2 separate regions of the Mus musculus genome follow, and region 1 is linked to region 2. A link is a contact called in ENCODE Hi-C or POLR2A ChIA-PET data. All regions are on one chromosome and are shown on one strand. The core of a region is the stretch at or near the end of the contact, and the rest is flanking DNA. Distances in the headings are between cores, read along the strand shown.

Region 1 (6,805 bases), core at 2,725-5,224, 33 kb after region 2:
CTTGACAAGATCCTATTTTATGGCTCTGGCTGTCTGGGAACTCAATATGTAAACCAGGCTGGTCTCGAACTCACAGAGATCCATCCATGTCTGCCTCCTAAGTGCTAGAGTTAAAGGTGTGCACCCAGCAGACAGTAATTTAAAAAAAAAAATGAGGGAAGTATGCTGTGGTGTGTGGTTGGCAGATGGCTATCATCTCACTCAGGAAGCTCCGGCAAGAGGATCAGAAGTTCAAATGCAGTCTCTATCATACAGCAAAGTCAAGGTCATCCTATGCTGCTAGAGACTCTGTGTCTCAAACAAAGAAACAAACATAAAAGCAGGGCAGGGGAATGCTCACAAAGTTTTTCAGACAGTCTTAACTCCTTATTCTTCTTCTTCGGCTTCGCAGGCAGCAGGGATTAGAGGGCTATGGTCTGGTCAAGAAAATGGTTTTAGGACAAGGTCTTCAGACCTCAGATGTATGCTGCCAACTAACAGCTTCTCTGGGTTCTATTTCTCATCTGAAAAATGGATGTAATAATCATCTACTTCAAACTTTAAAAAAAAAGTACTTTCCTTTTTGGTTGTTGGGTTTTTTCTTTTATTCTTTTCTTTTCTTTTCTTTTTTTTCTTTTTACCTTGAGAATGATTTTTTAGCATTTAAAAGAGAAATCCTCCTTGCCAGAGGTTGATGACACGTACCTGTAATCCCAGCAAGCATTAGGAAAGCTGAGGTCCACTGTTCTAAAGGGTTTCAGTTAGCCCAGACTGGTGTGAAACTTGTTACATAGCTAAAGCCGGCCTTCAGTACCTGATCTTTCTGCCTCTGCCTCCCAAGTGCTGAGATTAAAGATATGGGCACCATGTCCAGCCTTGTATTATTTTTTCCTTTGAGGCAAGATCTCATGTGCTTCAGGCTGGCCTCATATTCAGTGTGTGTCTGAGGACTAACTTGAACTTCTGACCCTCTCGTATCCACGTCCAGTGTGCTAAGATTAGAGGTATCTGGTTCCATGAGGCTAAAACACAGGGCTCTGTGAATGGTGGGCGAGCATATTACCAAGTTAAGTTAAGCTATATCGAAAACTACCCGTCTCTCTTTTGCTCAAGAAGGAGGGTCCTACTCTATTGTCCAGACTACTCTCTCTCTCTTTTTTTTTTTTTTTCAAGACAGGGTTTCTCTGTGTAGTCCTGGCTGTCCTGGAACTCACTCTGTAGACCAGGCTGGCCTCGAACTCAGAAATCTGCCTGCCTTTGCCTCCCAAGTGCTGGGATTAAAGTCGTGCGCCACCACTGCCCCGACTCAGACTACTCTTAAACTCCTGGATTCAAGTGATCTTCCTGTTTTAGCCTTTCAAATAGAATTAGAAGAGGTGCAGGACAGTCTGGCCAAATCATAACAACAACAACAACAAAATAATAATAGACTGTCATCATCATCAAACTCTATGAGATTCTTAGAAAAATGTGTCAATTGTTGGCTCACACCTGTAACCCGGGCACTCAGGAAACTGAGGTAGGAGGATTATGGGAAGTTTGAGCCTGTCTCAGCTAGAGTGAAACTTTGTCTCAAAAAAGCAACACTATGCTCCAAAAGAGGATCCTATATCCAGAAATATATGAACAGCATGAACAGACGTTAATGGCTTATTAAAAAACAAAAACAAAGTTGGATAGTGGTGGCTTTAATTCCAGCACTCGGGAGGCAAAGGCAGATAGATCTATGTGAGTTCAAGAACAGCCTGGTTTACAGAGTCAGTTCCAAGACAGCTAGAGCTAGAAAGAGATTCTGTCTCAAAAAACCCAAACCAAAACCACAACAAAAGAACTGGACATGCCGGGTGTGGTGGCGCATGCCTTTAATCCCAGCACTTGGGAGGCAGAGGCAGGCGGATCTCTGAGTTCGAGGCCAGCCTGGTCTACAGAGTGAGTTCCAGGACAGCCAGGGCTACACAGAGAAACCCTGTCTCCAAAAACCAAAAACCAAAAAACAAAACAAAACAAAGAAAAAACAAAACAAAACAAAAGACATGAAGTTGGGGTGTACAAAGGTAGATCTAGGAGGAATTGAGGAGAGGAATTGGAGGTTCTGAATGTGATCAAAGTACATTGCATGGAACTCTGAAATAATAAAAATATTAAAAACAAAAATTCAACTATAACAAACAACCCCACCAGTTATATTAAACAATAAATAATTGAATGGTTGAGCATTATGCTTAGCACATAATAAATGGGCAGAAAAATGTTATTATTATCATTAATCTGCCAAAGCAAGAACAATGCCCGCCACTGGGACAGGAGAGAGGATTCATCCTTTAACAACTATGGCTGCTCTTCCAGAGTACCCGGGTTTGATTCCCAGAACCCAAATAGCAGCTCACAATCCCATTGCAACTCCAGTTCAATGGGATCTGATATCATTTTCTGGCCTCCACAGGTACCAGGTATGTAAAGGGTGCACAGATATACTGACTTTAGGGTTTCTATTGCTGTGATGAAGCACTATGGCCAAAAAAGTAAGTTAGGGAGAAAAGAGTTTATTTGGCTTACACTTCCCTATGGCTGTTCATCATTGAAGGAAGTTAGGACAGGAACTACAGGAACTCAGGCAGGGCAGGAACCTGGAGGTAGGAACTGATGCAGAGATCACGGAGAGGTGTAGGGGGGCCAGCCCTGGTAGGGTCAGGTACTGAGGTGGGACACAGCATAAGATGGAGGTCAAAGGCTAATGATCTCTGGCCTTGTAACTCTTATTGTTCTGGGGGTCAGAAGCTGATAGCTTTCTTTCCATTCGCTCTAATCTCCAATGCCTTGATATCCTATTTCAAATTGAACCAAAGTGGGAAAACGTTGTCCATCAAAGTGCAGGTCTCCTGTACTCAACTCCCAGACAGAAAGTGGGCAGTGGGCAGCAGATTCTCTGAAGCTGAGCAACGGGGCATAGGAGCTGGCAACTGAACTCAGGTCTTCCACACGAAGAGTATGAGCTCTTTTTTTTTGTTTTTGTTTTCGAGACAGGGCTTCTCTAAATAGCCCTGGCTGTCCTGGAACTCACTTTGTAGACCAGGCTGGCCTCAAACTCAGAAATCCGCCTGTCTCTGCCTCCCAAGTGCTGGGATTAAAAACATGTGCCACCACTGCCCATCGAATATGAGCTCTTAACTACCGAGCCATATCTCCAGTCCCCACAGTTTTTTTTTTTTTTTTAAGTAAATTACATTAAAAATATTGAGGGGGGTGGTCTGGAGAGATTGCTCAGTGGTTAAGAACATTGGGTGCTTTCTCTTCCAGAGGTCCTGGGTTCAATTCCCAGCAACCACATGGTGTCTCACAACCAGCTGTAATGAGATCTGATGCCCTCTTCTGGTGTGTCTGAAGACAGCTACGGTGTACTCATATAAATGAAATAAATAAATCTTAAAAAAATATATATTTATTGGGTATGTGTGCATGCCACACGTGTATATCCTGGGATATACTTCTCGAGACCTTGGTTTGTGTAGTTAACGCTTGGCTGCCTATAGCTAACTTGGTGAACTTTCCGAGGTTGTTGAAATGACCCAAGGACACTACAGCTGTGGATATCCTAATGGTGGCGATGGGAATCTGTATTCGGGTAGGGCTTCTCAGCAAGGCTAATGTTAAGGGCTACACATAGCACCCCCTATAGCGAGTGCGAATTGGAGGCTGACAGAATCACGTGGCTTCCTCCTACCAATAGCAAAGTAACAATCGCTTCCTCCGTTCCCCATGGAAACAACACCGCCCTCAATGATCCTCCCGCCCCTTCAGTGCTGAGGTTTTGGCCTTTCATTGAAAATTCCGGGTGACAATCTAACAGCTGCCTCTTCTGGCTGGACAGTTGGCTTCCGTGAAGCGAGTGACTACGCTGACTGGTCAAGACGCGAAGGCTGGCTCATCTTCACCCAATGTTGCCTCTTTGAGGCGGGACCTAGCGAAGACTCAGGGCCAATCAGCGGTGACGTCGCTTGTGCGACTCCACGTCGGCAGCAGCTACGGGCAAGATGGAGGCGCTGATTTTGGTAGGAGCTGGAGGGCCAGTGGCTCCGTTGTGGTGTCCAGGGGGTCCGGGAGGTGGGGCTCATCAGCTGGGGCCGGGAGAGGGTTCCGGGCAGGCCTCGGGGGCCAAAGCTCCCGCTATCTGTGCAATGCAAGTGTGGCCTACAATGGGAGCTAGAGCCGCGGTATAGAGTAGGAAGCCTTGCCGGCAAGAGAGCAGGAGTCGGTGGCAAAGTTGAAGAGAACATGCAGGGTCCTTAGGAGAATTCTGATTGCGCTGGAGGGGTGTCTTTCAAGTTCTCCCCGATGGTTTTTGTTGTGGATCATACCTACTTGAGTTTCCCCAAACCCTCATATTCTAGTCCCCCAAGTTGCAATGGCAGAAGAGAGGTGTTTTGTCAGTCCCAGATCCTCCTGGTGGTGGTCAGAATTCGACTACCTTTTGGCAATTCCATGTCCTGTTCCTTTACAAAACTTGTTTTTATTTTCCTGTTAATCCTTAGTATGTAATTCTGTCATGATTGAGAGTCAGCATTCCATCCAGGTTCAGGAATACTTGGTAGAGCTAGTATAGATTTTGGAATATCTTTTTCTGACTCCTTATTCTTCTCTCCTACTCTCCCCTCCTTCAGACTTTAGGAACTCATACTGTAAGATCCATTTCAGCCTTCTTGCTTACATGAGAATTGTGATTATAGAAGTGCATTTAACTCTCTTGTCCCTTGATCCTTTCTGCTTGTTCTGCCCCCTAGAACAGGATCAGAGCATTTCTTTCAAGACACTGGCCAGCAGTTTAGAGACCCATGAGTCTGCCTACCTGTGTCTGTGTGTTAGTGTAGGAATTTAACTCCCAGCTTCTTTCCTTTAGTTGGACTCCAGGATTGTTTCTAAGAGTCTTCCTTAGCTCCTGTTTTCATTTATATTCCTTGTAAGTGTACATATCAAACTCTTGTCAGTAAAAGAAAAAAAGCTTTTTCTTCTTTCTTTCTTTAAAGGAAAAAAAGTTTTTTGAGACAGGGTCCCTCTCTACCTTTCCCTTTCCTGATGCCCTAGCTACTCATTATGTAAGCCATGTTGGCCTCAGACTCACAGAGGACCACCTACCTCTACCCTCCAAATTCGGAGACTAGAGGTATGTGCCACCACATCAACTTGTTTTAGTTTTCTCACTGAGAGTTTCATGTAGGTCTGACTGGAATCAACTTTGCCACGTAGCCAGGGCAGACATCTATACTCACCTGGCATTTATGTGGGAATTTGAACTTTGGTTTTCTTATTTGTATGACAAGCACTTTAACCACTGACCTATCTGTTCAAACCTCCTTACTTTCCTTCTTGCAAATGTCAAAGAGAATTTATTCTCATCATATGTGTTGGACAAGTTGAAGCAAAATGTTTAATGTATTGAGTAGTTCAAGTATTTACTATACCGGTCAATGAGTTTTTAAAAATCTTGTGACGATGTGGATAGAGTCTGTGAAACTAGTTTCCTTGGATGTTTTTGGTCTTCTTAATCAGGTGTGGTTGCTCACACCTGTAACCCCAGCACTCAGGCTGAGGCTATATTGTTGCTAGTTTGAGGCCAGCCTGGGTTACAAAATAAGACCTCGTCTCATAAAACCAAAATTAATGTAATTTAGTGGAACCAGCTTAAAGAGTGAGGAAAATGGTACTTGGGGAACTCCTTTCCCATTGGTTCTGTTGGGCTGGGTGTAAATGCTAAGAGCATATGGTCTAGCTATCTTTAAAAGCCCTGTGTTTGACCCCAGCACTAGGAGAGCTGAGGTTGTATGGGGAAATCTCTGTGTCATTTTCTCTCTTTCTTGCACTGTGTGGTATCTCTCAGCCTGCTTCTTCCTCATTGTTCCCCCTTGCAGCTGAGCTAACCAGCTGCATGTAGTAACAGACCCTTGCTAACTTGCCTGCATATCCCTCACCTTTACTTTTAAAACTATACTGAGCCTTTGTCACTAGCACCTTAATGTACTGGGTTTAGGGAAGCAGAGCTGTAGGAAAAGGCTCTTTCTAAGGAAGGGCAGTGCCAAAACCCCGTTCCAGTTTTGTTTCCTTGTTCTCTCAGAACAAATTTTTTTTTTTTTTTTTTTTTTGAGACAGTCTCATTATGTAGCTTGGGCTGGGTTTGAATTTGTCTTATCCCAGAGTCACCAGGTTTCTGAGGTTTCTGTAGGTTCTTGCACCTCTTCAGTTTGCAGAATTTTCCTTTCAGCCATGGGTTGTATAAAGTTTTTGTTGATGGTAAAATACCTACAGGGAGCTATGGATTGTGGCTCCCACCTTTAATCTCAGTGTTTGGTTGGCACAGGCAGGTGGATGTCTGAGAGTCTGAAGTGAGCCTGGTCTACTTAGCAAGTTCCCAGACAGTCAAAGCTATGTAGAGAGAGACCCTGTCTCAATAAACAAACAAACCAAACCTACAGGTATTAGTTTTTGTGCTGATTTTTAAAGTTCTTGACGATTAAACTGTTGTCTTTTTTTTTCCCCTATGTTCTTTCCAACTTTATTTAATGATTTTTTTTTTTTTTTTGGAAACTGGGTGTCATTATGTAGTCCTGCCTTGCTTGGATCTTGCTGTGTAGATCAGGGTGGTTTAAATGCATAAGGATTCTCCTCTGGCTCCTGAGTACTAGGATTAATGTTGTTTGTTTCTGTGCCCACCATCACCACCACCATCACCACCACCACCACCACCACCACCACCACCACCACCACCACCATCATCATTATCACATTTATCTTTTGAGACAAGGTCTCTTTACATAGTCTTTTTTTTCCCCCTGGT
Region 2 (7,156 bases), core at 2,195-4,694:
GGTATCTGTATCGGGTTCTGATACACCTCCTCTGGTGTGTCCAAAGACAGGGACAGTGTACTCACATATATAAAATAAATCTTAAAACAAACAAACAACTATTAAGAGACAGAATCTGGCCGGGCGTGGTGGCACACACCTTTAGTCCCAGCACTCCGGAGGCAGAGGCAAAAGTGAGTTCTAGGACAGCCAGGGCTACAGAGAAACCCTGTCTCGAAAAACCAAAAAAAAAAGAGAGAGAGAGAGACAGAATCTGAAATATTCCGAAAAAAAAAAAATGACAACACCAGGCATGGTGACACATGATTTTTAATCCCAACACCTGGAAGGCAGAGGCAGGGGTAATCTCTATGGATTTGAGGTCAGCCTAACCTGTAGAGCTAGTTGAAGGACAGCCAAGGCCCATACACAGAGAAACATTGTCCAAAAAAATAAAAAAAAAAACCCAAGAATGTCAGGATGGGCCTATATCTGCTACAAAATTAAGAACATCTAAGATAGGGCTACATACCCAGCCCCTTACTTGCCTTTTTTTAAAAAACAAGTCACATACACTGAAGATGTAATCAGTCCTATTCATTTATAAGACAGAGTAGGCCCTGCTGACCTGAAACTCACAAAGCATACAGGTTGGCCATAATCCTATGTTCACTCTCTAAGAAATGGTAAAATTTCCCTTTTTAACCTCAAGACCCAGAAACTAATCTATACCAGAGGAAAAACAGGATTAATGGTCCATTTATTAAAGAGTACTCCAAGACAAGGTGGTGGTGGTTGTGGTGGTGGGCGGTCATTTCCTCCATGCTTTGCTAACTGCTAAATGTCTGAAAATGATAAATTCTAGCATTAGCCCTTTTAGAGGAAGACTTTATTATTCATTTTTACATTTTTGGTATTGTTTTAAAACTGAAACACTGGGGGGGAAGTATGGGGGACTTTCAGAATAGCATTTGAAATGTAAATGAAGAAAATACCTAATAAAAATTTGAAAAAAAAAAAACAAAACTGAAACACTGAAAGGAAAGGAAGAAAGCAGAGACTGAGCAAGTGTGGCTCACGCCTTTAATCCCGGCACTCTCGAGAACAAGCGGCTCGCGGATCTCTGAGTTCAAGACTAGCATGGTCTACAGAATGAGGGCTACACAGAGAAACCATGTCTGGAAGGAAAAAAAAATATTCTGAACCATATCTAGGTAGATGCCGTGAGTCCACTATCACTTTAGAGCTCAGTACTGAAGTTGCACTGTTAGTGTAAATAAGCAGCTAATGGTTGTATAATATGTTTGTCCTTTTTAAAGTGCCAGTGACTATGGAAATCTCTATTCATTAGAAACATCACTAAAACCTGTCAAGCGCCAGGCGGTGGTGGTACACGCCTTTAGTCCCAGCACTTGGGAGGCAGAGGCAGGTGGATTTCTGAGTTCGAGGCCAGCCTGGTCTACAAAGTGAGTTCCAGGACAGCCAGAGCTATACTTAGAAACCCTGTCTCGAAAAACCCAAAAAAAAAAAAAAAAAACAACAACAACAAAAAAAAAAACCTGTCAAGCATGATAGCACCAACAGGTAGATCTCTTCATGTGAGGCCAGCCTGAGACATAAAACAGAAAACTAAATTGAAATCATCAGTCCGTCCGTCCCCCCCCCCCCACCCCCCGAGACAGGGTTTCTCTGTGTAGCCCTGGCTGTCCTGGAACTCACTTTGTAGACCAGGCTGGCCTCAAACTCAGAAATCCGCCTGCCTCTGCCTCCCGAGTGCTGGGATCAAAGACGTGCACCACCACCACCCGGCATCATCAGTCTTTTGTAAAAAGTATGAAACTATCTTCTTTTCTTTCTTTTCTTCGTTTTTGAGACAGGGTCTGATTATGCTTTGGCTGTCAAGTAACTCACTACATGGACCAGGAGGCTGGCCTCAAACAGATATCCATCTTCCTGCTAGGATTAAAGGCAATGACCACTAACGCCAGGCTGGAATTTTCTTATCACAATGAGGTACCTCTACCTCAAAGACTATAAATAAATCAACAGACACAGATAATAAATGGAAATTATACATTTGTCTAGATACTCTGAGAAGTGTGGGTATTATCAACACCAACAAAATTGCAGAGAAAATACAAAAATATATGGAATCAAAACAATGAATAACAACTCAAGATATGGTGGAGTCTTCTGTCCCCAACACCCTAAATACCTCCTAAATGAATCAGCTTTTTCACCCCACACCAGACATCCTCAAATGAACAGCAGAAATAGGAGCTTAGAGTATCTTGAATGTTAGGGGAGAAAAATGTTCTTCGGAGAAGAGATTCAGATAAAAGAATTGGGAACATGAATGGTGGTGACAAGTACATGATGACACAAAACAAACAAACAAAAAACCAAATGTGTCTATTTTTATTAAGGTTTTCATTATTTCATCAATGACAATTATCCCTCAAACATACAGGCCTTGGCCCCACTGTTTCCATAGAAGCAACACGTTTTGACTTTTGACATGTAACTCTCAAAAACTTTCATAGAGATAGAAATACAAATACAGTGTCCCTGGAAATGGGTGCTAGTGGTTAAGTCTATTTTTCTTGGATGCTTTTCATTGCAAGTACTTTACCTAAGTCATCTCATTCAAAATTTCAATATTCTTCTCTTAAAAGTTTTCAAAGACTAAAGGCACGTTCTCCAAAGTCTCAAGTGAAGGGAGGAACGTACCAAAAACTACAAGAAAAATGATTAACTCAAGGGCCACAAGAAAACATATGTTTTCCCTAAGGTAATATACAGAATGAATGCCTTAGTTATAGGAGTCATTTTAAGTTAAAATACTCGCCCCCACAAATGCAAGAGTAAGCTTTATTGGGGGGGGGAGGGGGGAATCCTGTCTTTCTAGTGACTCCTGGCTTGCTCTAAGAATTTAACCAGCCAACTCCCGCGCTCCCCACAGGAGTCCAGCCTCTGCCTCTTGGGGAAGGCCGGCCAATCGCGCGCTTGGGGCTCATTGGCTCGGAGAGACGCAACTCAGGCGAGAAAAACCCGCCTCCCACATTCCGATGGCCCAAGGACCGATCGGTAGGCAGCTATAGGAAAACCCAATTGGCCTATAGGCTCGCCAGTCAAATGCTTCGGCAAGGCAGCTTCACAGAACCTGCAAGGATAAAACATCCCGCCCCAGTTGTCCTATTGGCTGGCCCGACCCGTCGCGGCCCCTTCACTGTCGTCGTCCACCCCCCCCCCCACCAGTTCAGCGGTCCATTCATTTCGTACAATAACCGGTGCAATGGGAGCGGGTTCAAGATCTCGTACGGGTAGACGAGACTCTGCCACTTACCCAAGATCTAAAGTGATCACTCACGCTAAGGCCTGCACGGTTCCTCTGTGGTAAAGCGGCACCACAAGCCACCGCTACCGCCGCCTTCTGCGCAATGCCAACCGCCCGCCAAAACGGATCCTTCCCTGCGCCTGCGCAACCAATCCTGGGCTTGGACCTTTTCTCCGCCCAAAACGCCTGCGCAAAACTGGACGCTGGTCCCGCCACTACGCAGGCGCCTAGGTTCACAACCCTCTCCCGCCCGCCATTTCACGTGTTCCAGGCAGCAGGCGGAACATCGTAGTGCGCCGGCGTGAACTCGCCATTTTTATTACACATGCGCCTTATAGGGAGTGGCTGGGAAAAGTCGCGGTGAGCTACTTTGTAGCGTGCGGTCCTTTGACGAGTGAGTTTGTAATGTTCGGGTGTGGGAAAGTTATGAAAGGCATTTAAAAGACGTGAATACATTCAAATATAAGTGACTGGCTAGTTAGCCAATCAATGCGATTAAGGATAAGATCCCTTGGGGCATCAGTGACTCAAAGGGGCGGAGTCTGAATAGAACGCCCAAACGGATGCCGTTTCTTAGCAGGGCGTCTTCACGGGCCAATGGTGGGAGGGAATAATTTCAAATCTCCAATAAGACTCAAGTAAGGGCGGAGTCTACCAATACCGAGAGCGAGGAGGCGGGATAAAAGGGCGAGCAGAAGGTAGGCTGGCGGGCACGTTCGTTATCGTATTCCTTTCTGCTCTTTGACGCTGCCGAGGAAGCATCGCTGAAGGCTCTCGTAACTCTACCGTCATGTCTAAGTCCGAGGTAAGTTGGATGCGCTTTGCAGCTTCTCTTTCTTCCACACTTACTGAATATAGCGGGATGTGACGTGTTTTGCTGCTCGCACCCGTGGTTTCGGTGTTTTATCGATTAGTGCTGAGGCCTACTTTAAAAAAATGCAGGTCGCCATTTTGTCCTCATAGTCACCATGAGGCTGCGATCCGACCGCCATTAACGTCCATGCACTGTTCCTTGTGGCAAACTTCACAGACTAATGATCTGGGGAGTGTGGCCTTTTCTTCCCCTCCCCCATTCTGGTCTAACAATCGCTTGTTAAAGAGATATTAAGTCTTAATGGGGATGGACCCGACTAACCTGTGCCCTTTGTTGCGCGTGCGTATGAAGTAAAAGTAAGGACGCATGCGCTGCGTGCAACTCGAGTGAATCCCCAGCAGCACCTCCTAGCCTAGGAAGGAGCACGTGGTCTCGTGCAGTAATAAAGAACAATAAAAAAGTGTAGCATGTGTTGTTGCGGGGTGTTGATTCATTTTCCCAGGTTCCAGCCCCTCCGCTAAACACTCCCTCCTCCACTTTAGTCTCCCAAGGAGCCAGAACAGCTGCGGAAGCTCTTCATCGGAGGGCTGAGCTTCGAAACAACCGACGAGAGTCTGAGGAGCCATTTTGAGCAATGGGGAACACTAACAGACTGTGTGGTAAGATTAAAAGAAACAAAAGGAAGAGCTGGCTTATTTCTTCCGATTTAATCTGCTGCTTCTTAGCTAAATTGTTTTGTGAAGTTAACTAATGGGATGGTAAAAAAAAATCTGGGGCTTTCTTCAGATCTGTAAGAAGCTTACATTTCCACCCCCCCACTCTGAAGTTTCATGTTTGCCTTGATCAGACTAGGAATGGCTTTTGATTCTGAGATCAGGCAGTGTATTGATTGAATTAACTCTAAACAGGTAATGAGAGATCCAAACACCAAGAGATCCAGGGGCTTTGGGTTTGTCACATATGCCACTGTGGAAGAAGTGGATGCTGCCATGAATGCAAGACCACACAAGGTGGATGGAAGAGTTGTGGAACCTAAGAGAGCTGTCTCAAGAGAAGTGAGTGGTTTTTCTCTTTAACCTGAGACTATGATTGGGGCAGTCCTCAATTGGGAGATCCCCCCCAAGTGGTATTAAAGGCGAGGGCCTGGAGGTGGTGGCACACGCCTTTAATCCCAGCACTCCGGAGGCAGAGGCAGGTATATTTCTGAGTTCGAGGCTAGCCTGGTCTACAGAGTGAGTTCCAGGACAGCCAGGGATATATAGAGAAACCCTGTCTCTGAAAAAAAGGGGGGGGTGGGCCACCACACCTTCCCAGTCATTTAGAAACTGCTACTACTAAATAACTGAAGTCATTTTTCCTTTTTAGGATTCTCAGCGACCAGGTGCCCACTTAACTGTGAAAAAGATCTTTGTTGGTGGTATTAAAGAAGACACTGAAGAACATCACCTACGAGATTATTTTGAGCAGTATGGGAAGATTGAAGTGATAGAAATTATGACTGACAGAGGCAGTGGGAAAAAGAGGGGCTTTGCTTTTGTTACCTTTGATGACCATGACTCTGTGGATAAGATTGTTAGTAAGTATCAGAGGACTACGTGTTCCTTAATGACTCTGGAGTCCTCTTGTGTTTTTTTTTTTTACAGTCCTGAATCTACCTTTTTCTCTTAGTTCAGAAATACCATACTGTGAATGGCCACAACTGTGAAGTAAGAAAGGCTCTGTCGAAGCAAGAGATGGCTAGTGCTTCATCCAGTCAGAGAGGTGCGTTAATTTTTGGTTAGATTGTGGGCGCCAGCATGAATTACTATGGGTTAGCCTAATGATCCAAAAATCTCTTTTAAGGTCGCAGTGGTTCTGGAAACTTTGGTGGTGGTCGTGGAGGCGGTTTTGGTGGCAATGACAATTTTGGTCGAGGAGGGAACTTCAGTGGTCGTGGTGTGTATGGTTTATTTTTGATTCCTTGTTGGTTTCAGAGCTTTTAAATATTAACTGCTACCCTGTGTTTCCAGCATTTATGGATTTTACCCGAATATAGTTCTAGTACAGAATTAGATTTTGATAAGCATTCATGTATAAAGCCTGGTTTAAAGCTTTGGTTTCTTCCAGGTGGCTTTGGTGGCAGCCGTGGTGGTGGTGGATATGGTGGCAGTGGGGATGGCTATAATGGATTTGGCAATGATGGTAAGTTTCCTAAGGAGTCTGTAAGTAATGGTTTCTGGAAACCTGTACCTTTAGAGTAGGCTAGTAGAAACTAAACTTAGTGCATGACAAAGTTCGATCAGTCCCATAAATGTGCATGCTATGAGCAGCCTTTAGCTATTATCTTGCATACATTTTTCCTGTTAAATACTTTTGTCTTATTGAGAAGACTTGTATTCTTATAGGTGGTTATGGAGGAGGCAGCCCTGGTTACTCTGGAGGAAGCAGAGGCTATGGAAGTGGTGGACAGGGTTATGGAAACCAGGGCAGTGGCTATGGCGGGAGTGGCAGCTATGACAGCTATAACAACGGAGGAGGCGGAGGCGGCTTTGGCGGTGGTAGTGGTAGGTATCCAGTGATGCAGGTACTTGGCTTGGAGCTAGATTAGACTTCTAGAGTTTATTATGCCCGTGTTGGACTTTAAAGCTCTTAAAGCATTGTGGGTGCAGTGCATGGTGCGTTACAGTAGGCCTGCTCTGCTGTGCTACCTCCTCCTGGCTTTAAGCTGGGGCCGCCTCCCCCAAAATAAGTAGGTGAATGAGTGGTTAGTGTTGTCTTCAATGTGAGATAGTTAGATCCACACTACAGTTGGATTGAATGTCTAAACTCTGTTGGGACTTCAGGCATTTAGTTGATACATCCAAGAAATGTATGTATTGACCTGGAATACATAAAGGCCTTCAATTCTAACTTGCCACTGAGAAACTTAAGTTGGGTTGATTTTACTTTAAATGCTGGATTATTAACTGAATGCCTCACTCAGAGAATGAAGCCGAAGGGTTTGGAGTTGACAGAAGGTCTATAAATATCATAATCTTTGATTCAGA

What was found. A loop is a pair of places that touch in the nucleus more often than their neighbours do. ChIA-PET counts read pairs that join two places held with the same protein, here RNA polymerase II (POLR2A).
Region 1: a loop to region 2 is called in a map of gastrocnemius, with 9 times the contacts of the local background. The contact joins the promoter of Copz1 here to the promoter of Cbx5 in region 2. A Hi-C loop is called at or near these places in 8 of 37 maps with a recorded cell type or tissue (gastrocnemius, heart, left cerebral cortex and 1 more). POLR2A ChIA-PET finds 5 or more read pairs at or near these places in 5 of 5 experiments (Patski and embryonic stem cell).

The regions. Positions count from the first base shown.
Region 1 is chr15:103,268,914-103,275,718 of GRCm38, forward strand. Copz1 (coatomer protein complex, subunit zeta 1) reads left to right here and starts at 3,975. Exons shown (of 9, transcript NM_019817.2): 1 at 3,975-4,028. The coding sequence starts at 4,011.
Region 2 is chr15:103,236,408-103,243,563 of GRCm38, forward strand. It overlaps Cbx5 (chromobox 5), which reads right to left and starts at 3,445. Exons shown (of 5, transcript NM_001076789.2): 1 at 3,326-3,445. Hnrnpa1 (heterogeneous nuclear ribonucleoprotein A1) reads left to right here and starts at 3,990. Exons shown (of 11, transcript NM_001039129.4): 1 at 3,990-4,121; 2 at 4,673-4,789; 3 at 5,039-5,185; 4 at 5,496-5,706; 5 at 5,799-5,891; 6 at 5,973-6,065; 7 at 6,237-6,311; 8 at 6,515-6,673. The coding sequence starts at 4,107.